5 separate regions of the Homo sapiens genome follow, and all the other regions are linked to region 5. A link is a loop called in an ENCODE intact Hi-C map of the cell type or tissue named here. Cell type or tissue: PC-3. All regions are shown on one strand. Region 1 has its middle 10 kb from the start of EIF5AL1. Region 2 overlaps PLAC9 (placenta associated 9). Region 3 has its middle 25 kb from the start of EIF5AL1. Region 4 has its middle 22 kb from the start of ZCCHC24. Region 5 has its middle 27 kb from the start of PPIF.

The links. Peaks named below come from ENCODE experiments on the same cell type or tissue, not always from the same donor. Only the 100,000 strongest peaks of a DNase experiment are listed, where the experiment ranks them.
Region 1: it touches region 5 in a loop (11-fold over the local background); 19 of 110 quality-filtered maps call a loop at or near these places.
Region 2: it touches region 5 in a loop (7-fold over the local background); 8 of 110 quality-filtered maps call a loop at or near these places.
Region 3: a loop joins it to region 5, with 4 times the contacts of the local background. A loop is called at or near these places in 82 of 110 quality-filtered maps.
Region 4: it touches region 5 in a loop (13-fold over the local background); 94 of 110 quality-filtered maps call a loop at or near these places.

What each region holds. Positions count from the first base shown.
Region 1 is chr10:79,499,608-79,504,607 of GRCh38, forward strand. It overlaps the pseudogene TPRX1P1. Among named protein-coding and RNA genes, the nearest start is that of EIF5AL1, 10 kb to the right of the region's middle. In PC-3, a CTCF peak has its summit at 3,042; a DNase peak (open chromatin) is centred at 3,044; H3K4me3 peaks cover 343 bases.
Region 2 is chr10:80,141,826-80,146,825 of GRCh38, forward strand. It overlaps PLAC9 (placenta associated 9), which reads left to right. Exons shown (of 4, transcript NM_001012973.3): 2 at 257-354; 3 at 2,398-2,518; 4 at 3,075-3,534. The coding sequence ends at 3,085. Among named protein-coding and RNA genes, the nearest start is that of PLAC9, 12 kb to the left of the region's middle. In PC-3, CTCF peaks have their summits at 2,078 (motif pointing right), 2,296 and 3,130; DNase peaks (open chromatin) are centred at 2,096, 2,676, 3,170 and 4,296; H3K4me3 peaks cover 1,422 bases; H3K27ac peaks cover 1,847 bases.
Region 3 is chr10:79,485,288-79,490,287 of GRCh38, forward strand. No RefSeq gene overlaps it. Among named protein-coding and RNA genes, the nearest start is that of EIF5AL1, 25 kb to the right of the region's middle. In PC-3, CTCF peaks have their summits at 2,487 (motif pointing left) and 2,690; DNase peaks (open chromatin) are centred at 2,524 and 3,224; H3K27ac peaks cover 547 bases.
Region 4 is chr10:79,465,490-79,470,489 of GRCh38, forward strand. No RefSeq gene overlaps it. Among named protein-coding and RNA genes, the nearest start is that of ZCCHC24, 22 kb to the left of the region's middle. In PC-3, a CTCF peak has its summit at 2,114 (motif pointing left); a DNase peak (open chromatin) is centred at 2,102.
Region 5 is chr10:79,371,634-79,376,633 of GRCh38, forward strand. No RefSeq gene overlaps it. Among named protein-coding and RNA genes, the nearest start is that of PPIF, 27 kb to the left of the region's middle. RefSeq lists cis regulatory regions at 2,738-3,238, 2,741-3,525 and an enhancer at 4,080-4,616. In PC-3, CTCF peaks have their summits at 3,111 (motif pointing right) and 3,321; DNase peaks (open chromatin) are centred at 3,148 and 4,288; H3K27ac peaks cover 325 bases.

The sequences.
Region 1 (5,000 bases), 130 kb after region 5:
GGCCCACTGGGATCTGTAGGACTTTGCAGGCACAGGCCCCTTACCAACCCAGTGGTTACCTGGGGTCTGAATAGTTTTCATTCACAGAGATATCCTCCTCTTGGTACTGAAACCCTGAGTCTTTTTTGTCCATAGAGCCCTGCCCTTCTTTGTACTGAGACATCATCGTGAAGACTGACGTCTAGAGGTGGGAGCACCTCCGTGAAGTGAGGGAATAACTGAGTGTCTGTCAAGAAGTCGGAGGCATAGGGGCTCTGAGGCCACAAGGGGCCTGGGGCTGGGGCTGGGAGTGATCCTGGGCGTGGGCCTAGAACTGGGACTGGGCCTGGGAGTGAGCCTAGGCTTGGCATCCAACCAGAGCTTAAGATGGGGCCCGGGTCTGGGATTCTCTCATGCCTGGGATCTCAGCACTTTGGGAAGCTGAGGCAAGTGGATCACCTGAGGTCAGGAGTTTGAGATCAGCCTGGCCAACATGGTGAAACCCCATCTCTACTAAAAATACAAAAATTAGTCGGGCGTGGTGGTGGGTGTCCATAATCCAGCTACTTGGGAGGCTGAGGGAGGAGAATTGCTTGAACCTGCGAGGTGGAGGTTGCAGTGAACTGAGGTTGCACCATTGCACTCCAGGCTGCGCAGCAGAGCGAGACTCTGTCTCAAAAAAAAAAAAAAAAAAAAAAAACAGGAAAGTCTGTTCTTGTTCCGTGCATGTTTTCCTAATGGACTGTTTGGTTATTTCTCATTTTTGAACTCCAGATATTTGTGAAGTCAGCCCTTTTCCTGTGATCTGAGTTACAAATATTTGTCCAGTGTGAATTGCCTTTTGATTTTTCTTATGGTGCTTCATGCCATGTAGATTTTTTTGAATTTGTGTAGTCAGATTTAGTAATGAATTTATTTTATGGTTTTTAGATATTGAGTCATGGTTAGAGGGACTCCAATCACCCCACCCACTTCAAGGTTAGAATGGAATTCTCTCACATATTCTTCCAATACTTTTATGTTTTCTAACCAACTTTCATGAGATATAATTTACATATAACAAAAGGCATCTATTTAAAGGATACAAGTTGATGAGGCTTGACAGATGTACATCCTCATGACATCATGATTTTTCTTTAAGTATTAAATCATAATGCATTTGGAATTTATATCACTGTCTACTTTGAGAAAAGGACTAAATTTTATTTATTTATTTATTTATTTAAGACAGAGTTTCACTCTTGTCACCCAAGCTGTATGTAGTGCAGTGACGTGATCTTGGCTCACTGCAACCTATGCCTCCCGGGTTCAAGTGATTCTTCTGACTCAGCCTCCCGAGTAGCTGGGATTACAGGCACCCGCCACCACACCCTGCTTAATTTTTGTGTTTTTAATAGAGATGGGGTTTCACCCTGTTGGCCATGCTGGTCTCAAACTCCTGACCTCAGGTGATCTGCCCACCTTGGCCTCCCAAAGTTCTGGGATTACAGGCATGAGTCATCGCGCCCGGCGTATTTTATTCTTTCAGTTTTCAGATGATTGGCCAGGTGTCTGAACACCCTGCATTGAGATGTTTCCTTTGTCCCATTCTCTATTTCTGTATGGATTTCTGTCTACATCTGGACTTCCTCTTCTATTTGTCTGTCCATATATACACGTTTACTACACAGTTTTAATAATTGAAGCTTTGTAACTGAATTACCTTTAATAAATGGTACCAGCTCCAATACCAATTATAGCAGAAAACATGGTCCCCTGTATTAGGTATTTGAGAGCAAGATGGATGTTCTGGATGCTCGAGCTGAGTTTCTTTCCCTATGCCAGGCCTCCTTTTTACTCTTAGAGAAAGGTACCCCATTTTATAGATACAGAAAGTGAGGTGAGATCAAGGAAGGTCAGTCCCCAACTGTGCCAGCTCTGAATTTTGTAGGGTTTAGGAGCACCCAGCCTCAAATGCCCATTTGTGGATGAGAAAACTGGTTCTGGGTGGAGATAGAGACATGTGGAAAAGACAGATCTGATGATGCATTATCACTCAACCACTCACTCATTCATCACTTCACCCCAGCACAGACTGACCGTGTGCTAAGGCCAAGCCCTGCACTGGGGCAGAGAAGGGGCTGCTCCGTCCCCTGGGATCTCACGGTGGGCTGGAGGGAAAGGCGAGGAAGCACTGAGGGACAGGAGGATGTGACTGTGGTGGGAATAGAGGGAGGAACGGGGCTGTGGGCGCCCACAGTGGGGCCTCATGGTCTTAGCCTGGGCCCCCCTTCCAATGCTGAAAGTAGGGCAGGTGCCCAGGACTTTGCAGCAGGAGGACTATTTCGAAAAGTGAATCCAGGGAGCAGAGTGAGGGTCTGGGAAAGTAACGGAGGAGAAAAAAGCTAAGGGTATACTGTAGAGATGACCACATTGAAGGCAACTGAGGCTTAACACAGTGTGATCTCTAGGACAGCATCTAGAAAGTGCATCACGGCCAGGTGTGGTGGCTCATGCCTGTAATTCCAGCACCTTGGGAGGCTGAGGCAGGCAGATTACCTGAGATCAGGAGTCTGAGACCAGCCTGACCAATATGGTGAAACCGCATCTCTACTAAAAATACAAAAATTAGCTGGGCGTGGTAACTAGTGCCTGTAATCCCAGCTACTCGGGAGGCTGAGGTGGGAGAATTGCTTGAACCCGGGAGGTGGAGGTGGCAGTGAGCCCAGATCGTGCCCCTGCACTCCAGCCTTGGTGACAGAGAGAGACTCTGTCTTAAGAAAAAAAAAGAAAGAAAAAGAAAGAAGGAAAGAAAGTGCATCAGACTGTGCATGTCTCTCTCTCAGTGAAAAAGGGAGAAGCATTTAACTCCAGGTTCCTGTCTCCATTGGTTGAGGGCTGTCCTGTGGGAACAGGGCAGGAATCCACCCGGGGTGTGTGGATCTGGTGACAGCCAGCACGCATGGACTGTTTGCCAGAGCTGTGGCTGGAATCTGGAGCCAGGTGAGAACAGATGAGGCTGGACAAAGGGTCTCAGCCTGGTTCCCAGGTATGGGACTTGACGGCCACCTAGCTGGCCAGGATGGGAAATGCAGCAGGGACCAGGACAGCGAGGGAGGCTGCTCTGGGTCCCCACCCCACAGAGGAGGCAAACCTGTGACAGGGCAGCCCTTTCCCCTGGAAGTCCCTGCTTCAGGGACAGACCCAGAGGCTCCACACAGCAACCCAGCCACAAGGGAGGCCTACGTGTCCCCATGTGATGGGCTTTCAAGGCCCCAAGGAGGTCACGGCTTGGAGTGCAAGAACTCCTCCCAACTGCTGTGCCGCCCCCCCTCCACCTCCTGCCGGCTCACTGCTTTGTTCCCTGCTTTCTCTTTCTCTGCTTCTCTCTGCTTCTCTCTGCCTCCCTCTTTGTCCTTCCTTTCTCTCTTTCTGTGACCCTGTCTTCAACAACTCTTTCCCTTCCTCTATTGTGCTGTTTGTCTGTGATTCTCTCCAGCCTCCTCTCCCTGTCTCAGTCCTCTCCATCTCTCTTGTTTCCTCTGTCTTCATTCCTCTCTTCTCTTTTACTCTCTGCCTTCCTCTCGGTATGTGGATCACTGGCCAGCTCTCTGGACACCTCCCTCCCTCCAGCTCCCTTGGTTCTCACTGTGGGTCCTTCTGTCTTTGTCTCTTCCAGCTTTCCTTTTCTCCCCCTGGGCCCAAATCAACTTCTCTCCATGACTCCATCCTCCCATCTCCATCTCTCTCTCTCTCCCCTCACCCTCCACCTTCTCTCTCTCTCCCTTCTCTCTTTCTCTCACTGTTTCAACCCCTCTCTCTCTATCCTCCCTGTCTTTCTCCTTCTCTTTGTCCTTCCCCTCCCTCTCTCATCCCTTCTCTCTCATCTTCTCTCTGCCTGTCCCGTCCTCTGACTGACCTCACCCCTGCGTTCTTCACTCCTCTCCAGTCCAGCTCAGTTAGCCTCTCACCACCGATCTCTGCCTATCACACAATTTAAAAATTACAGGAAGATGGTGGGGGGCACAGGACTTATGGAGAAATGTCTACACCCAGCTCAGCTTCCCTTAGAGCCGCCTGGAGTTGGTGCTACCGGGGGGCAGCTGGCTCAGTGGGGCATGGGCTCTGACAAACCCTGAGTCTCTGCGAGGCTCCTTAAGGGCTCCACAGCCGCTGCTGGGCCCTTCTATTCCCTGTCAGAAGTTGGCCACCTCATGGGGATGTATTACTGTCTATCTGCTCACAAGGCACCACTGGCAGTCACTAGGAACACAGTGACTCTTTCTAGAATGAATGAGCACAACCTCCACCCGTGGCTGGATACAGGATATTCCCCCACCCCAGAAGTCCCCCTCGGGCCCTTACCAGTCAACACTACCCAAAGGGTAACCCTGCTTCTGTGTCCAGCAAGGCAGTATCTGCCTGAGTTTGAATAGTGTACGAGGAGTCACACCTGGTATACCCTGGGGTGTGAACTGGTCCTCCAGGAAGCAGACACCCAGAAAGATAGGACTGCAAATGTTTCTAAAGGGAAACACTGGAAATGAGAGAGAGAGGAGGGAGCACGGGGCATGGAGCATCAAATATGGTGGAGACTTTTCCAAGATATCATGGCCCAGGAGACTCTTCAAATTTCAAAATTATCCTGTAAGGTAAAAAGATTTCGGTTTATTTCCAGGTGACCTTCTTTTGCCCAATATACATTTTGTCTTCTATGAAATATCTGTGCCCCTGCTGAATACTTCTGTGTGTGGCCATATCTGTGTCTGTATGTCATGGAGAATAATTATCCACAGATCACAGATACAAATCTCAGAGTTTAACTGTGTATGCATTTTTAGGATCTCTTCATCTCGTAAGGATCTGAATTCTAATCTTGGAGACAGGGGCTTTCCCTTATCTTTTGAAAGAGAAACTGGAAATCCCAGAGCCTGAGCTGCTACACCCTAAGGTTTATTAAATGAACTTCAATGAACACCTTTTGCTGATCTTCTGAGTGGAAATATTTTCATTTAACCAGCGGGAGGGGTGAGGCTCTACCA
Region 2 (5,000 bases), 770 kb after region 5:
CTGAAGCCCATCCTCCCTTCCTCCCTGGGCTTCACCTCCTTGAGGAAGTTCATCTGGGTCTGTAGGTGACTGTGGCTGTAGAGACTGGTGGGATTGAGATGGCTGACACTCGCACACTGACCCCCACCTGGGCCGTCCTCCGCTTGCTCCTGAGTTTGCTTTGAGGACTGACCTCATTTGAGCCCAGTGTTTACAGGAGTCTCTGGCATTATGGAAAACTAAGGGTCCCACAGTGACAAGACTTGTTTTCCCACAGCTGCCGAACCCTTCAGCCCTCCGCGAGGAGACTCAGCTCAGAGCACAGCGTGTGACAGACACATGGCTGTGCAACGCCGTCTAGATGTCATGGAGGAGGTAACAGGGTGGTTTGGAAGGACATGCGAGTTCAGGACCACCTTCTAGGATGGTGTTTTTATGGGCAGATGCAAGCTTGCTTTGGAATGTGAGGACATCCGGGCCGATCCTGCCCTGTGGCCACCTCGTCCAACATCACCCTCCCATCTAGGCTGCCGGGCTGCCCAGCCCCCAGTGGACCCTGCCTCCCCTAAGGCCTTGCTTACCCCCACCCGGATATTTCAACATCATTACTGGATGGGAAGGTGGAAATTCAGTCACTGTTTTGTTATATAGCCACGATTCCTAACTTGTGTGGGGAAAAGTTTACATCTTTATTGTCACAAGCCTTTAACTGAAATTGAGCATTCTCATTCATCATAAATACAAACAGCGAGCCGTGGTATTAACAGTACTATAACTTTGTCATCAATAGAAATCCAGATAATTTCATCTTCTAGTTATGAATATCTCAACATATAATTTTTATCCTTCCTTATGTCAAAATTTCAGTTGTTATTAGGCCTGATGTTAAATCATGTGATTTAGTGAGTTAATAAATACATTTTATTTTTTTTGAGGCAGGGTCTCTGTCTGTCTACCAGGCTGGAGTGCCGTGGTGCAGTCTCGGCTCACTGCAACTTCCACCTCCCAGGCTCAAGCAATCCTCCCACCTCAGTCTCCCAAGTAGCTGAGACTACAGACACATGTGCCACCATGCCTAGCTAATTTCTGTATTTATTTTGTAGAGGCAAGGTTTTGCTATGTTGCCCAGGCTGGTCTCGAACTCCTGAGCTCAAGCCATCTGCCCACCTCGGCCTCCCAAGGTGCTGGGATTACAGGCATGAGCCACTGTGCCCGGCCAATACATATATTACATCAAAAATTTAAATTTTTTTTTGACAGAGTCTTGCCCTGTCACCCAGGCTGGAGCCCATGGTACAATCTTGGCTCACTGCAACCTCTGCCTCCCAGGTTCCAGTGATTCTCATGCCTCAACCTCCCGAGTAGCTGGGACTACAGGCATGCACCACCATGCCCAGCTAATTTTTTGTACTTACCATGCCCGGCTAATTTTTTGTACCTCTGGTAGAGATGGGGTTTCACCATGTTGGCCAGGCTAGTCTCAAACTCCTGACCTCAAGTGATCTCGCCTCAACCTCCCAAAGTGCTGGGATTACAGGCGTGAGCCACCATGCTGGGCCAAAAAGTTTAATTTTAAATACTTGAATTTTTTTTTTTTTTTTTTTTTTTTTTGAGGCAGAGTCTCACTCTGTCACCCAGGCTGGAGTGCAATGGTGTGATCTCGGCTCACTGCAACCTCCACCTCCCGGTTCAAGTGATTCTCTTGCCTCAGCCTCCCGAGTAGCTGAGACTACAGACGCGCACCACCATGCCCGGCTTCTTTTTGTATTTTTAGTAGAGACAGGGTTTCGCCACGTTGGCTAGGCTGATCTTGAACTCCTGACCTCCGATGATCTGCCCCCCTTGGCCTCCCAAAGTGCTGGGATTACAGGCGTGAGCCACCACGCCCGGCCTAATACTTGAATAATATTTTAATGCAATTGGTGCCCTTAGTAATTCTATATGTTTTATTTTTTGCATTTAAGGCATTATTCTGAGAAGAGGTCTGTAGGCTTCACCACACTGCCAATGGGGTCCATGGCATACACAGGGAAAAACCATTAAGAACTCAGTAAATTTCAGAATCCCAAACCTGTCATTTGGCAGAGATACCACCAGGGGGCGGAACAACAAAAGGAATGTGAGCTCCAGGCTGCAAAGTCCAAAAGGGAGAAGGTATTCTACAGGCGCTTCATCCAAATCTGTGACTAAGTGCCAAAAAAGAAGGAGCCTTAGAGAGCAAGCCCCCTAGGATATTGTCATCTGGGGAAACTGAGGCAGGTAGGGGCAGAGCCTGAGTGAGGAAAACCCAGGTCACTTAGCGCCCAGTCCTTTCCCACTGCACCGCACTGGACCGCCAGCTGCTCTCTTAGGACCTAGCTGATGAAGCGGAACGTGGAACCACTTCTGTCCTCGACTTTACCCCACTTCCCACTCTAGATGGTAGAGAAGACCGTGGATCACCTGGGGACAGAGGTGAAAGGCCTGCTGGGCCTGCTGGAGGAGCTGGCCTGGAACCTGCCCCCGGGACCCTTCAGCCCCGCTCCCGACCTTCTCGGAGGTGAGCAGTGCAGGTGGCAGAGGACAGCCTCTGGGCGGCTGTCATCTGGCGCTGGGCAGGCGAGACAGGGACGGCTGCTCCACTGCACAGGTGTAGCCTGGCTGGCAGGGAGGGCCCCAGCGCTCCCTGGGGACGGAAGCGGGACGGCATCATCCCTGCTCCCCGCCCGCCCCGCCCCACCTGCCACACCCGGTGGCTGCCGCCCAGTGTCAAATGAGGTTCTGGAAGAGCCGGCCCTAGATGCCATCTCAGCACAACCCCTGCGCGGAGAAACTGCCTCCTTCATTAGCCTTCTCACGACTGGAGCTTCTCAGCTCCTTTAATTTTCCCCTGAGCAGCCACTCCTGTTCCACCCCAAAACTCTCGCAGGGAAGACGGGCGTCCCCACTGATCAGGCAGGGTTGGGGTTGCACTCTGCTCTCTCCTTGATCCTTGTGTCCCGCGCGCAGTAGTTCCTGGGGGCCGGGGAGGGAAGGGAAGGAACTGCTGGGCACCACGGGGGCAGGTACTCTGCGGCACCCCAGCTTGCTCACTGGGGGCCTCTGCTTTCTTTCAGATGGCTTCTGAGCCCTGGAGCTGGAGCCCAGCAGTTGGAGGTGGTGCACCTGCCAGGCAGCGCCCACAGAACCAGCCCTGTCCTCTCGACTTCCTTCCTTAGCTTCATGTGAAATAAAAGCTATTCTGGTCTCCTCTGTGTCTGCTGACAGAGTAACCCGTTTAACTACAGCCTCCTCTCACTCCACTTCCATGCCTGGAGGAAGCCTGCAACCCCCTCCAGGCTCAGACCTGGGGACACCCCCACTCCTGTCATTTATAGGGGCAGATGGAGCAGGGGTTGATTCACACAGATGGGGGCCCTTTGAGTGGCCTTGCTTCTCAAAATGTGGCCATAGGTGAAAAGCAAGGGGATCAGGGTCTCAGGACCCACCCAGACTGTTTAATCCAAATCTGCATTGCAATGAGACCCCCAGGGATTTTATGTGTCCATTAAAGTGGTTTGTTGTTGTTTTTAAAAATTTTTCCTATGAAGTGAAATTCAATGTAAAATTCATCATTTTAACCATTTTAAATTGTACAAGGCTGGGGGCGGTGGCTTACACCTATAATCCTAGCCCTTTGGGAGGCCAAGGTAGGAGGATCACTTGAGCCCAGAAGTTTGAGACCAGCCTGGGCAACATGGTGAAACCCCATCCCTACAAAAAAATACAAAAATTAGCCGGGCATAGTGGCACGTGCCTGTAGTCCCAGCTACTCAGGAGGCTGAGGTGGGAGGATCACCTGAGCCCTGGAGGTCAAGGCTGTGGTGAGCCATGATCATGCCACTGCACTCCAGCCTGGGAGACAGTGAGACCTTGTCTCAAAAAAAAAAAAAAGAAAAAGAAAAAAAATTGTACAAATGCAGTGGCTTCCAGTACATTCAGAAGTTGTGCAGTCATCACCACCAGTTCCAGAACATTGTTCTCTCTCTAGAAAGAAACTGTGTATCTATTAAGCAGTCACATCCCATTCCCGCTCCCCACACCCCACTGGAAACCACTGATCTCTGTCTTCACGAACTTGCCTATTCTGGACATTTTAAATACAGTAGTCCGGCTTTATCTGTGGTTTCACCTTCCATGGTTTCAGTTACCTGCAGTCAACCACAGTCCTAAAATATTAAACTCCAGAAATAAACAATATATGAGTTTTCAATTGCACATCATTCTAAGTGGCGTGATGAAATCTCTTGCCATCCCACTTCATCCCGCCCCGGATGTGAATGCTCCCTTTGTCCAGCATGGTCCACGCCGTCTACACTTCCTGCCTGTTAGTCACTTAGCAGCCTTCTCAGTTACCAGATCAATGGCCACAGTATCACAGTGCTTGTGTTCCAGCAACACTTCTTTCTCTTAATCAAGACCCAAAGTGCAAGAGCAGTGCTGCTGGCATATGGTTGTTGTTTTTCACACAACTCTCCCTTCACAGAAGCTGGCATATTGTTCTAATTGTTCTATTTTATTCTTAGCTATCGTTGCTAATTTCTTATGGTGCCTAATTTATAAATTAAACTTCATAGGTATGCATGCATAGGAAAAAACATAGTATAATAGGATTAGATACTATTGTGGTTTCAGGCATCTGCTAGGGGTATTGAAATTTATCCCCTGAAGGTAAGGGGGTAGTACTGTAGGTAGAATCACACAATACGTAGTCTAGCTGTATCTGGCTTCTTTCTCTGAGCATAATGTTTTCAAGGGCCATCTGTATTGTAGCATGTATCGGTACTTAATTCCTTCTTACGGATGAATAATGTTTCATTGTATGAATATACCACATTTTATTCTTTTATTTTTTTAGACAGAGTCTCGCTCTGTCACCCATGCTGTAGTGCAGTGGCATGATCTCAGCTCACTGCAACCTCTGCCTCCCGGGTTCAGGCAATTCTCCTGCCTCAGCTTCCTGGGTAGCTGGAATTACAGGTGCACACCACCACGCCTGGCTA
Region 3 (5,000 bases), 110 kb after region 5:
TCTTCTTTGATTCATCTATCTATCTATCTATCTATCTATCTATCTATCTATCTATCTATCTATCTTCTAATCTGTTTTCTACTGGCTATATTTGAACATTTAAACAATTACTTATTTTCTATTTCTTTTTTAAAATTAATTCTATTCACCATCTTGACAACCCTGTATGATGATAAGACTATTAACTCCTCCCTTTTCTTACGTTTTTCCCCCCATTAATGGAGCATTCCATTGGCTACACATTGATTTTTCTATTGTCAAGATAGTTGGCAGGGCACAGTGGCTCACTCACTCTTGTAATATAGAAAATAATGGCAACAATATCTCCCTTTCATTTAAAATGCCAGGTCTTCATATTAAATGAAATGTATGTGAAAGCCTAGAACTGACTTCCTGCCTTGGTACAGCAATCACAATACTGTCTCCAGCTCGGACCTACACTCGGACTAGGTGCACAAGTCTGCTTGCTTCCCAGACCCTGGCTCAAGGACATGAGCTGCTTTGTAGTGAGGTTTTTATTTGTTTACACAAAATAGAAAAGTTGAGGACAATATAGTGAATGTTCCATAACATTAAATTGATTAATTCAGGGGATTTTTATTTACTCTAAAAGTCTGTTCCTTTTACTTATTTTGGTATTAAAATAAAAATGTTATTAAAATTTATAATGAGGGGCCAGCATGGTAGCTCATGCCTGTAACCCCAGCAGTTTGGAAGGCTGAAGCAGGAGGATCACTTGAGCCCAGGAGTTTCAGACCAGCTTGAGCAACGCAGTGAGGCCCTGTCTCTACAAAAAATAAAAAATTAGCCAGGCATGGTGGTGAAAGCCTGTAGTCCCACTTACTTGGGAGGCTGGGGTGGGAGGATTGCCTGATCCCAGGAGGTGGAGGATGCAGTGAGCAATGATTGTACCACTGCACTCCAACCTGGGCAACAGTGAGATCCCATCTCCAAAAAAATTTTTTGGATTAAAATTATCTCACAAAATGATGGATGATTCTTATTCAAAGGCTCCAAAACTGAAATGCAGAACGGATTATATTTTAATGTAGTCCTTGACCAAATAAAAAGTTAGGACTCTTGTTTGGCCTTCCATGTGGGCAGGGGATGCAGTTTGCTTACAGGTCCTTGAAATGCAAATATTTAGGAACCACTGAGCTAAATGGATGGAGAATGGAAATCCAGGTGGTTCTTGACTTTAGCTGCAATGACTTTTGTTTTGAGATAGGGTCTCACTCTGTCACCCAGGCTGAAGTGCAGTGGCCCAATTGTAGCTCATGCAGGCTCAAACTTTTGGGCTCAAGTGATTCTCCAGCCTCAGCCTCCTAAAGTACTGGGATTACAGACATGAGCCCCTGTGCCTGGCCTGCAATGACTTTTTGTCCCCTCTGAGTATGCGCTGTGGAGGTCAGCTTAGGGCGGTACTGAGTGAGTGAGTGGTCTGCATTAGCGAGTGTTGATGAATGAGATGGTGACCTGGGAGGAGACCAGGGCTGACTGCTGGGGCTCAGCCTATGGAACAGGTGGGAATTGGAATTGGAATTCCTCTCTTGGAGATATTGTCCAGGAGAGCCTGTGGCTTTGCTTCTCTTTGAGAACAAAGGAAGGAAAGGGGTTTTGTTACATTAAGATGGCTGGAACTGGAGCATCCAGTGAGTGTCTAAAAATGACATAGAAGGGAGGGTTATTTGAGGCTGGAACCCCAAGAAGCCTCAGGCCAGGTGTGCTACAGAAATCTGGGAAGCCTTCCTGTGGGAGGGAGGGGATGGAATAGAAGTGGCAAAGTGCATGGTGTTTGGGGGGACTGTGGAGGGAACCATCAGGTCAGGCCTGAGGTGGTTAGGGTAGCCTTTTGTGTATGGTGTGATGTAAGCAGCTGTTAAACAGTGGGAAAGGGGGTTCCCTGTCAAATAATTTGGGGAAATGCTAGGTTTAACAAAGTCATACAGGTTTCTTTACCACAGGGCTTGTACATGGTAGTGTGACCAGTGAATCTCCAGGAATCAAATATATGTTTCCTCAAATTACAGACCCTTTCCCTGGAAACTGCCATGGACAGTAGGAGAGAAAAGGGTGGAGGGGTTTGAGGGGCTGAGATCATGGCGAGTCTTGATCCAGAGGCCTCACTCCATCCTGTGTGTGAGAGAAACACGGATAGAGAATTAAACATGCAGAGTCCTGGGGCCCATCCCTAACAGGAGGTCTGAAGCCTGGCCCAGGAATCTATGTGCTTAACAAACTGATTCCCATGCCAGGGCTCCAGGAACCACACTTTGAGAAATGATGAGTGCAGATGAGACAACTCCAATGAACACAAGTCCTGGAAGCCACAGCATTGGACGGCACTTAAGGATTTAAGCCTCCATGAGGATGGAGGGCTGAGAGCTAAGAGCCTAGATCTCCCGCCCCGCTAAGGGATTTGGGTGGGGAGAGCTGAGCCGCCCATGGTCTGGCTGTGCAGGTGACCACAGCGAAGCCACTTGCCTTCCCCCTGGTGTCTGAAGTGAGATACTGCAGATCAGGGCTTGCAGACCTCCCAGAGCAGGTTGGCTGGCAGCTGCCCTCAGAGATGTAAGAGGACAAGGCCCAGCTCAACCCCGCCTCTTCCAGAAAGCCTCTCTCCCCTGGCTCCTCTGTGCTCCTTCAACACCCGTTTCTGAAACACACCACCTCACTTTGCCACACCTCCTCCTGATGTTTCTAAAATGGTTATTTTAGATCTTATGGGAAGGATAGGGGCACTGATAGCTTTATCTCTGAAAGTGGGGAGCCCAGGGACACTGTCTATAGCTGAAAATAGAAGTATCCTACTTAGACTTACAAAGATAACAACCAAGGAGCAAATGCCAGCCATCTAACTGGATGGGGGGGAAGGGGGAGAGGAGATCCCCCATCTGATACGGCCAAATATCTGTAAAACAGATAAATCAAGAGAGCAGAAAGACATCATACTGTATGGCTCCATTTATACGACATTGTGGAGAAGGCAAAATCAGACCCATGGCTGTCAGGGAAGATTTGGGGATGAGCTGAAGAAGGAAATGGCTTTGCAGTCCGGCTGGGAGACAGGACGGGGAGGAAACCTACTGGGGAGCAGGGTGGGTTAGGGAAAGTAACCTACCCCAGCAGACCATGCGACACTAGTGGGAAAAGATCTGCCTGCTTGGCCCAGTGCACAGAGCTTTCCCAACCCTGTCCTGGTTGCTGACTAATGTCTTAGGGATGTGAGAGGCCGGGGGAGGGATGTGGCCAAGGATTCTGGGAGGGGCGGTTACAAGATCTTGGGTAGGAATGAGAACAACAGCAAGAGCAACTGACTTGATCAGAGCTTCCCAACCTATGGGCTTATTTAATCCTCACAATGATTCTATGGACTTCTTATTATCCCTACATGGCAGAGGAGGAGACTGGAGCCCAGTGATATTAGGTAATCTGCACAAAGTAACACAACCAATAAGAGAGAGAGGGTTTTGGACACAGGCACCTTTGGCTTCAGCACCCTTGCCTTTAATGGCCACTGCTCTGTATGGTACGAAGTCCGTGAAGCCAGTGATGGTGGAGAATCTTCTATGACATTCGTGCAATGCAATGCACCTATCCCACCATAGCTTACCCACTTCTGTTGATAGGTACTCACTATTTTCCTGGGAAGGCCATGCTTAAATGGACTCAAAGTCAACTTCCTTATGCATTCATCCACAGCCCCAGTTACCCTTTTAATCCTTGAGGTAGTCACGAGTGCTGCCAGTCAATCATTCCTATCTGCACATGGGCTCTAGGTGTGATTGCACTTCCTGGCCCCATGAAGTTACGTGTTGCCATGTGACTTCCTTTGGCCAGTGAAATGTGAGCAGAAGCCTAAATAGCCAGTGTGTGGCTTACCTCTTTCCTATGCCATTGCTGCAGTGTCTTGGGGAGCTCATGCCTACATGAAGCCTGACTTGCCCTGAATCCCCGAGCAACTAGGATGAGGAGAGCTCCATGCTGACCTGTGTTGAACATGTAATGTGAGCAAGAAATAAACCTTGGCTGTGTGAGCCACTGAGATTTGGGGATTGTTTATTATTATAGCAAAACCTAACCAATCCTGGCTCAATCTGTTCCCAGAGAACAAGTGTCCACTCAGGGTCAACAACAGTCCAGCCTCTTCTAAGTCTTCTCTAACCTGGATAGCCCCCAGTTTTTCCAGCTGAGCCTTCAGTTTGCTGACCTCTCACCTGATCTCTTCTTCCAGACACACTGCAGTGTGGAAAGGGAACACCATCACCCAGGAGCAATTTGTAAAATCTATTATCCCTTCCCCCTTCTCAGTATTCTTTATTTTTACTTTTATTTATTTATCTTTTTTGAGATGGAGTCTTGCTCTGTTGCCCAGGCTGGAGTGCAGCGGCGCGATCTCGGCTCACTGAAAGCTCTGCCTCCCAGTTCACGCCATTCTCCTGCCTTAGCCTCTTGAGTAGCTGGGACTACAGGCGCCTGCCACCACGCCCGGCTAATTTTTGTATTTTTAGTAGAGATGGGGTTTCACCGTGTTAGCCAGGATGGTCTTGATCTCCTGACCTTGTGATCTGCCCGCCTTGGTCTCCCAAAGTGCTGGGATTACAGGTGTGAGCCACTGCGCCCAGCCCTTTCTCAGTATTCTTTCTACCTCAGTGATGCAGCCAATGATTGCACTGAGCCTTCAGCAGGCAAACAAGGCTAACCCCATCCCTGGGTTCCGTTCTGGACCTGCCTGGTTCTAATTCTTTGGGCTCTGGATAAAATGAGGCTTCAATATGTAGAGGTAGATTGACCTAGTTCTGGGTTTCCTTCTGTCTTGACACTACTACTAACTTACCGGGTCACTATGGGCAATTTACCTAACCTCTCTGAGCCTGTCTTCTCAAATGAAGGCTAGAAGTAATAAGACCAACTTTGAGATGGCGGTAAGCATCAGGTACAGCACCCAGCACCTCCCTGGTGCCTGGTGGGCCTGTGCAGATGTTATTGCCTTTTATTTT
Region 4 (5,000 bases), 94 kb after region 5:
AGCCATGATCGGGCTACTGGATTCCACCCTGGGTGACAGAGGAAACCCTCTGTCAAAAACAAAGAAGGCCAGGCACGGTGGCTCATGCCTGTAATCCCACCACTTTGGGAGGCCAAGGCTTGAGCCCAGGAGTTTGAGACTAGTCTGGGCAACATGATGAAACCCCATCTTTACCAAAAATGCAAAAATTAGCCAACCTCATACTCAGTCTCAAAATAAATAAATAAATAAATAAATAAAAATTAAATTAAGGCCGGGCGTGGTGGCTCACGCCTGTAATCCCAGCACTTTGGGAGGCTGAGACGGGCGGATCACGAGGTCAGGAGATCGAGACCATCCTGGCTAACATGGTGAAACCCCGTCTCTACTAAAAATACAAAAATTAGCCGGGCATGGTGGCGCGCGCCTGTAGTCCCAGCTACACGGGAGGCTGAGGCAGGAGAATGGCGTGAACCCGGGAGGCGGAGCTTGCAGTGAGTCGAGATCGCGCCACTGCACTCCAGCCTGGGCGACAGAGCAAAACTCCGTCTCAAAAAAAAAAAAAAAAAAAAAAAAAAAAAAAAAAAAATTAAATTAAAAAATTAAAACAAATGAAAACAAATCAAATAACCCAATTTTTAAAATGGGAAAACAAATATTTCTTTAAAGAAGACATACAAATGGCCAATAGGTGCATGAGAAAATGCTCAATATCATTAGTCATTTGGGAAATGCAAATCAAAACCTCTGTGAGATACCACTTCGTACCCACTGGGATAGGCAAAGATGTGGAGAAATTGGAACCCTCAAACATTGATGGTAGAAATGTAAAATGGTGCAGCCACTATAGAAAACAGTTTGGGGCTGGGAGCAGTGGCTCACGCCTGTAATCCCAGCACCTTGGCAGGCCAAGGAAGGCAGATCGCTTGAGGTCAGGAATTCGAGACCAGCCTGGCCAACATGGTGAGACCCCATTTCCACTAAAAGATACAAAAAATAGCCAGACGTGGTGACAAGCGCCTGTAATCCCAGCTACTCAGGAGGCTGAGGCAAGAGAAACACTTGAACCCTGGAGGCGGAAACTACAGTGAGCCGAGATTGTGCCACTGCACTTCACCCTGGGTGACATAGGGAGAGTCTTGTCTCAAAAAAAAAAAAAAAATTAAAAAAAATTTTAAAAAAGAACACAGTTTGGTGGCTCCTCAACGAGTTAAACAGAGAATTGCCACATGACTCAGCAATCCCACTTCTAAGTCTATACCCAAAAGGATTGAAAACAAACAGGTACTTAAATAGTTGTACACAAATGCTCATAGAAGCACTACTCGCAATAGACAAAAAGTGGAAATCACCCAGATATCCATCAATGGATGAATGGGTACAAAAAAATGTGAACATTATTCAGCCATTACAAAAAGTAAAGTGCTGATGCATGCTACAACATAAATAAACTTTGAAAACGTTATGGTAAGTGAAAACGGCCATACTTAAAAGGTCAAATTTTGTATGATTCTATTTATATGAATGTCCAGAATAGGCAAATCTGTAGACACAGAAAGCAGCTTGTTGGATGCCAGGGGCTGGGGAGGGTGGAGGGATAATGGCAAGTGACCACTAGAGAGTATGGGGTTTCATTTCGGGGTGATGAAAATGTCCTGGAATTAGATAGTGGTAACGGTTGCACAACTCTGTGAATACACTAGAAAACACTAAATGTTGTATTTTAAAAAGGTGAGTGATATGTTATGTGAATCATATCTCAATTGAACAAAAGAAGGCTGTAGGCTGGGCATGGTGGCTCACGCCTGTAATCCCAGCACTTTGGGAGGCCGAGGCAGGCGGATCACCTGAGGTCAGGAGTTCAAGACCAGTCTGGCTAACATGGTGAAACCCCGTCTCTACTAAAAAGTACAAAAATTAGCCTGGAGTGGTAGTGTGTACCTGTAATCCCAGGTACTCAGGAGGCTGAGGCAGGAGAATCGCTTGAACCGGGAGGCGGAGGTTGCAGCCACTGCACTCCAGTCCAGTCGACAGAGCAAGACTCTGTTTCAAAAAAAAAAAAAAAAAAAGGCTGTAAACTCCTTGGTCAATTGTGAGAACTTGTTCTCCAGCGCCCCCTATGGGGGATCACAGACTCTGTTGCCTCCATGTTGAAGGACAGGATAGCCAGGGACCTGGAACAAGAGCCCTGGCAAAGTAGCTTGAGCAAAAGGGAAGATTTGCCAGATAGATGCAGAAATATCTGATGGTACCTGAGGGCAGCCAGGGCAGGACTTTCAAGGCAGTGAAGACACAAAGGGGGAAGCTGGCCGGAGCCCAGGCAGCCCCTCTCCCAGCCTCCTTCCTTTCTCTGCCCCAACCTCCTCAGGCTCCAGGGACTTCTGTTTTTCTCTGTTATGTAAGAATCCTCATGACCAGTCTGAAGGTTCTGTCTGCTTATCGGTGGCTCACCAGTGGAGCCCTGGAAACACCCGACCCTGGCACTCTATGTTCCAGCTCTAGGAGATAGTGGACCTGCCTGGCTTCTGGATTAATTCTCCGTGGTCAAACGTCCACTCAAAGTCCGATCAGCTGGACCTCAGAAGAGGCTGGAAATGGGCTGCTCCTCTTGGATCCTAAGGATGGTTTGTGTCACTAAGCAGGAGACAGACAGGGCTGAAGAACACAGAAACCAGGAACTCAAATATGCTGTGTCTCTTCTCTCTGTTTCCCTCCCTCTCAGCTCTCTCCCTGCACTGCACACTGGCAGCAGCTCCAGACCTGCACACCCTGGAGAAGGAAGGATTGGGATTCTTCCACTTCCAACCCAGTGAATCTGAGGGAAGAACTCTGCCTAATCCAGCTTGTCCTGAGGTCAAAGAAGCCCCAGAGGAAGGGTGATAATACTGCTAGGGCCCCCTCTATAGGCGTGTGCATGGGGTGGAACAGTTCCCAAGAAGGGGAGGGGAAGGCACAACTACAGTCATCTACTACAAGATCTATAAAAGCTGGGGAGAGGGGTTGAGGAGAGCATAGGACCACCAGCCTGTCTGATCAACATGTGAGGCCTTCTTGGAGGAAGGCAGGATTTCCAGAGTGTTTCCATGGTAGGAACGTTACTATTTGCCATCAAATTGCAGGATTGCTAGAACATGGGATTTGAAACCCCCTCAATGGATTCTGAAAATCAGGGAAGGTGAAGGGAAGACCTCATCAATAAGATACCGTAATACACAAGCCTGTTAGGAAGCTACCATGTGCTCGGTACTTCCCATTCCCCGAGCACCTCCTCAAATGAGTTCCTTTCACTGTTTTTCAGATAAGGGAAACTGAGGCTCTGAAAGGCATACTTATCTGAGCAGAGCAGGATCCCTGGAGGGCTCAGACTCCAGCCCAGACCCCTTCTATCATGGTGTACTGCCCCACCCTTTGCAGACCTCTTAGGTGGTGGGGGATCAGGCCTGGGACTAGATGAGGGGGACTGGATGTGTGTGGCCAGATGGGAGCAGCCTAGACCTCAGGAACTAAAGCTGCAGGGCACGTGGCCTTCCCTAGGCACTGCAGAGCTCTGTGGGAACTGATGAGGTGGGAGGAGGCAGTGTTTCTATGTGTGGGAGATCATATCCTTCCAATAAACACATGCGTGAGGGGCCTGGGGCTCCTCCCTGTGACTGAGGCCATTTGTTTCTAAGCAGTAAACTGTGACTGACCTGGAGACCAACCAATGCTTCCAGGGAAGATGCTCATCGGATGCCCTCCAGCTTCAAGATGGCTTCCTCAAGGGCCTCCCCAGCTCCCCACTCCAGATGTTGGGGCCCTTCTGTGACCACCATCTTTGAGGTGACAGGCCTGTGAGTGGTCAGTTTGTTCCAGAGAAGTCTTTGGGAAATGCAATCACTGTTTACACATTCCTGTTGGACTCAGATTTAGGACAGATGAAGCAGATGTGTCCTGGATATCCCAGAGGGGAGGGCTGGGCCCATGGGAGAAGACACAGGAAGGAATGTTCCGACTCAATATGAAGAGAGACTTCCAGGGGTTATAGACGTCTCTAGAATGAATGTGGGTTACTCTGGAGGAGTGAGCTCCCCTTGGTCTGAGGTATACAAGCTGAGACTGAATGTCACCGTGGAAGACAGATGAGGAAGGAATCACAGCAACACAAGTGAATTAAACTATGAGACTTTCAAAGTCCTCTCCCAGGCAGGGCCCAGTGGCTCACACCTATAATCCCAGCACTTTGGGAGGCAAAGGCCAGAGGATCGCTTGAGCTCAGGAGTTCGATACCAGCTGGGCAGCATAGAAAGTTTTGAAATGTTCTACAAAATAATTAAAAATTAGCCGGGTGTGGTGGTGTGTGTCTGTAGTCCCAGCTACTCAGGAGGCTGAGGTAGGAGGATCTCTTGAGCGAGGGAAGTTGAAGCTGCTGTGAGCTATGATCATGTCACTGCACACCAGCCTGGGCAACAGAGCAAGACCCTATCTCCAAAAAATAAAATAAAAAGAAAATGAAGTCCTCTTCCAGCCCTGATTTTTCAGGTTTCTATACTCTTCCTCTTGCAAGCTTTATTTCCACTCCACTATCACCTTTTGGTTTAGGGAAACAAATTATGTGATGAACATGGCTTCTGGCTTCTCAGTGTCCTTCCTACCCTCCCAATGTTCAGGAACTGCTGCCATGCAGTTCTAGGTGGGGAGGGGTGGGGGGCTTGTCCCGCCCCCAGCACTAGAGGAGGCCCTAGTTTGCCTCAGTCAGTCAGCATAGCCACATCTCTTGCCACAGTGGCTGCTGGGTGGGCAGTACCTGAAGACCAAGGCAGTCCAGAGAGAGTATTCGCTGGGACACAGGTTTTGGCTCCGGTGGAGGCATGGAGCTCAGCAGGGTGAAGCAGAGCAAGGCCCAGGACTTGTGTGTGATGATGGTGGGAGGGAGTGTCCCCTGTCTTTGGCCTGACGGAGGAAGCACATGCCCTGGTGCGACAGATGCGCTCGTGCCCTTGCTCATATTCTCCTATCTCGTATTACCAGCTTTTGCTTTTTAT
Region 5 (5,000 bases):
AAGTGCTACTTCATTTATTTCTGACTTGCATTTCTCTGATGATTAATGAGGTTGAGCATCTTCTCATGTACTTATTGGTCAGTTGTATATTTTCCTTGGAGATGAGTCTGTTCAGATCCTTTGACTTTTTTAACTGGGCTATTTGTGTTTGTACTTTTGAGTTGCCAGAACTCTTTATATATTCTAAATACAAGTTCCTTATCAGATATGTGATTTTCATATACATTCTCTCATTATGTAGGGTGTTTCTTCACTGTCTTGATGGTGTCCCTTGAAGCACAAAAATTTTAAATTTGGATGAAGTCCAATTTATTTTTTGTTTTCAAAAGCACTTTAGGCTTCCACACACTATTTCAAAAATAAAATAAAATAAAAGTTCCTTTGTGGAGAGATTTGGATATCTTTCTCTTATGGATTGTTTCTCTTTCTGATGAGCCAGTATTCTGGGGACTGGGCAGGGTGGTAGCCTCTGATATTCTTGGCTTTCCTCTCCTAGCATAGAACCTGTGCTCTATGAGTGAGCTGGAGCAAGATTTGGGGTCCCAGTGTTTTTGGCCTTCTGAATCTGGGATGGAGCCACTATTCTATGGGTTAGGGCTGGGTGTAGAAAGAAACCCCCCACTTCTCAGCTGCACTCATCCAGAATTTAGCTTCTTTAACTTGGAGTTGGGAGAGATGGGCAAAATGTTATTGGTCTGCCTCTCCCACTAATATGTGAAAATACTTGATTGGGAAGTGAGGGGAGAGGGAGCCTTGTCTTTTTGGCCACCCTCACCTTATGAGAAGATTCCATTAAGCTGAGCTGAAGGTGAAGGAAAAGGGAATAGTTATGTGTCAAATGCCATAGACCTGCTGTTCTTATTGAGTTAGTTTTAGTGACGTCCCCACATACTATCTTTATAGTCATGATTACTGTTATGGTCAAGGGCTGCTTTTGCTCCTGGCCGGGAGATGAGCTCAAAGGTGAGCCAGGCCGAGGAGATGCCCCAAGGCAGAGTGGGAGCCTGACTTTCTTCATTTGCTCTATATCCTTAGGACAATTTCCAGAGACTTTAAAGGTTAATTTTTAAAAAGCAGTTTTCACCAACATTGCTTGTTTCACAGGCAAGTGGGCTCATGGAACTCTTCACATTGCCTCCAAGAAGTGGAACTCTTCACTTTTTTACTTTTAAGTTATTTGTATCTTTATGTTTCAAGTTGAATCTATTAAAAGGAATAACCTTAGACAAGTTAAATTTAACAGTTTAATTGAGCAAAGAGTGATTCATGGATCAGACAGTTTTTGGAACCAGAACAGGCTCTAAGAACTCCAGCCTGAAGTGTGGTGGGATACCCACATTCCCCTCCCAAGAGAAAGCAGCCAGGCCAGGTGCCCTCAGAGAGCGCCAGAGGAGGAAGGCGGGTCTGGCCTCAGCCTTCTTCTCAGTTTCAGTCTCCCCGACCAGGCCCTCCCAGGTCTAAGCAGGAGAATCTCAGACTGTTCCTCCCCACAATTGTGCAAGTGCTTACTGGACCCCATGCCCAAGAGAGCTGTGTGGTCCCCCATGCCCCTTTCTAGCACTAGCCTAATAAATTGTATTGATGACCCCAGGGCAGCCTGTAGGCTCTATCAACTCAACATGGAATAATCGACTTGGGAGCTTGTCAGAGCGAAGGATTCGAGATGGAGCCCAATGCCTGAGTTTGATACATTGGGACTGAGGCCTGGAAGATCACAAGGATGTGATCAAAGATAACAAGAATAGGAAGACAAATAGAAAAAATAGAAAGACAAATGCCACATGATCTCACTCATTTGCGGACTTTAAAAAGCTGATGTCATAGAAGTAGAGAGTATAATAGTGGTTACTATGTGCTGGGGAAGGAAGGCGGGATGGGGGAGATTGGCCAACAGGTACCAAATTACAGTTAGATAGGAGGAATCAGTTCTGGTCTTTTCTTGCACAGTAGCATGACTGTAGCTAAGGACATTGTATTGCATATTTCAAAATAACTGGAAGAGAGGGTTTTCAGTGTTCTCACTACAAAGAAATGATAAATGTTTGAGGTGATGAATAAGCTTATCACCCTGATTTGATCATTACGCAATGTACGCATGTATCAAAACATCATACTGTGTCCCATAAATATGCATCGTTAAGAGTCATTTAAAAATAAAAAAAATTTTAAACCCAGTGGCCTGAGATCTGAGTCAAACCCTGGCTCTCCTGACTCCAGATCTTCCCACTGTACCAAACAGAAAGGTGATTAAGAAAAAAGATTGGTCAGGCACAGTGGCTCATGCCTGTAATCCCAGCACTTTGGGAGGCCCAGGCAAGAGGATCACTTAATTCCAGGAGTTCAGGACTCGCCTGGGCAACACAGTGAAACCCTGCCTCTACAAAAAATACAGAAATTAGCTCAGCATAGTAGTGTGTGCCTGTAGTCCCAGCTATTCCAGAGGCTGAGGAGGTAGGATTGCTTGAGCTCAGGAGGTTGAGGCTGCCATGAGCTGTGGTAAAGATTGTGCCACATGTGCACCCCAGCCTGGGCAACAGAGTGAGACTCTGTCTCATAAAGAAGAAAAGAAAAAAGATTGACTTGTAAAACCAAGAATGCTTCAGACCCTTCAACAGGGAATTGATAAGTATGTTAACCAACAAAGGAATACAGCTATTAGACAAATGAGAAAGGTCTCTCTGTTAACAGGGAAAGATGATGATGATGAGTTGAAGCAGGATATGGAACAGCCTGTCAAGTATAATCCATTAACATACACGTGTACACACACACATACACACACACACACGCACACACACACACAGATTTCTATAAGCAAAAGACTATGGAAGGATATGGCCAAACTCTGGACAGTGCTGGTCTGGGGGATGTTGGGCTACTGGGAGTAGCCCACACTCTGCTTACTGTCTTTGTTTCCATTTCACATTGTGCAGGCATTGTTTTTATAACCAAGGGCGAAAAACACAATCTTGCCACTTGGCAGGTGCATGAGGCCCAGGTATCCCTGTACTGGGGAGGTCAGGGTTTACCTGGGACTTGGGAGAAAAAAAAAAATTCCCTTTTGTCCCCTGCACTGGTTCCCTGCCACCTGGAAGTTGCAGTTTTCAGCTTCGGCCACCAGAGGGCAGCAGGGAACCAGCTGATTGCTGCGAGAGGCTGGAACGCTGGAGAATTCTGAGCTGGCAAGTTTGTTGGGGTGGGGCAGGCAGACCCAGTTTGAAGCAGCCTCCACCATTGTGCGGGGCTGTGGTCAGGTTCCCAGGGAGAGGATGACCAATTACATGCTGAGCAAGGGTCCTTTGCCTCAGCACAATGGGGAAACTGAGGCAGAAGGCCAGTTGGAACTGGACTAATAGGCTGTGGCTGCCTGGGGAGGGGAGATGAATGTCCCACAGGCCAGAGAGAGTCAAGAAACCCAAGTCCCTCCCTGGGGCTTCTCTTTGTCATCTTGTCAGGGTGAAGGTTCCAGAAAGCATGGCTCAAGGGCTAACAAGTGGAGGCAGAGACAGAGGGAATCATGGGGCCCATTTAGAGGTAGCACAGGCTGAAGTGGCCATAACCCTCCATGACCAGAGCAGTAGTTAACAATTCCTGAGCACACCTCATGTGCCAAGGGCTTAGCCATTGTATCTCAACTAATCTCAACGGTGACCTCGGGTAGGTAGAAGGGTATTAGTATCTCCATTTTACAAGGGAGGAAACTGAGACTCAGAGAGGGAAGGTGGCTTGCTTAAGATGGCGGCTGATAAGTAGTGATGTTGTCACTCAGGGTCCAGCCCCTCTGGCCCCAGAGTTCTTGCCCAGGATAAGAGTGCAGAGGGAGATGGAGTTCCAGGCAGGCACCATGGTCCTGGACTTACAAGGCAGGACTTGGACCCCGGGTTGCCCCACCATCTGCAGGAGCTGAGTGTGGAGGGTTGTGGGGCCCCTGCTAGTGACCAGGGAGAGGATGGGGGTTGTTGAGAAGATGGTAGAGGGGAATCTCAGCTCCCAGCTTTGAGTGCTTCTGGGATGGGGCATGGGGAGGGTAACTGGCCTCAGTACAGGGCTCCAGGAGGCTGTAGGGCCAGGCATGGAAGGGAAGGAGGAGCAAGTGTCCAGGGAGAGACGGCACAGGGGCCTGGCCTGGCTCGATCACGCTGGACACAGTGGGAACAGGAGCAGAGCTGCCCCCACCCCCAGGAGCTCCTGAGAACTTAGTAAGGAAGGAGGTGGAGGGAGGGCTGGGGCTCCCCTGGGTTCTGGCTTCCACATAGGCCTTCAACAACCATGGGGCCGGCCCTAGATGGATCATGACTCAGCTACTACAGGGAGGTAGGCAGGCCAGGTTGGGCAGTGAGGAGAGGCCCAGGACAGACAGAGAGGGCTAAGAGAAGGCTGGTGGCTGCCTGGCTGTCTGGGAGGGCAGTATAACAGCAGGAAGCAGCAGGAGGCAGGGGTTAGGCCTGGGCCTGAAATGCCCCTGGTGTTAGGGAGTGGAGGGGGAGAGGTTCTGGGAGGGGTCGGGGGGGGACTTTGCTACTTGCTACCTCTATGATCTTGGACAAGTCACTTGACCTCTCTGAACCTCGGCTTCCCCATCTGTAAAATGGGAATCCTTATAGTACCCACCTCCCAGGGCTGTTACAAGGACCAAAACTGATGTGTGTGAATCACTAGCACCATGGCTGCCATACCAGCTCCTGGCTGGATGTTGGCAGCGACTCTTACACGCTCGTTTACTCCACATTGAACCTGACCGTGTGCCAGGCCACAGTGAGCACTGGAGGTCGGCAGTGAAGCAAGCCCAAGTAGCCCCTCTAGAGGAGGTAGTCAGGACTGTGGAGCATGCTGCGTGGGGTGAAGATGTGGAGGGACCCGGCTCCCACTCTGCCTTGGGGCATCTCCTCGGCCTGGCTCACCTTTAAGCTCACCTCCTGGCCAGGAGCAAAAACAGACACAAATCAGAGAGAGCAGTACAGCAGATCCCAGGTTCTCCTCCGGACCCTATTCCAGATTGT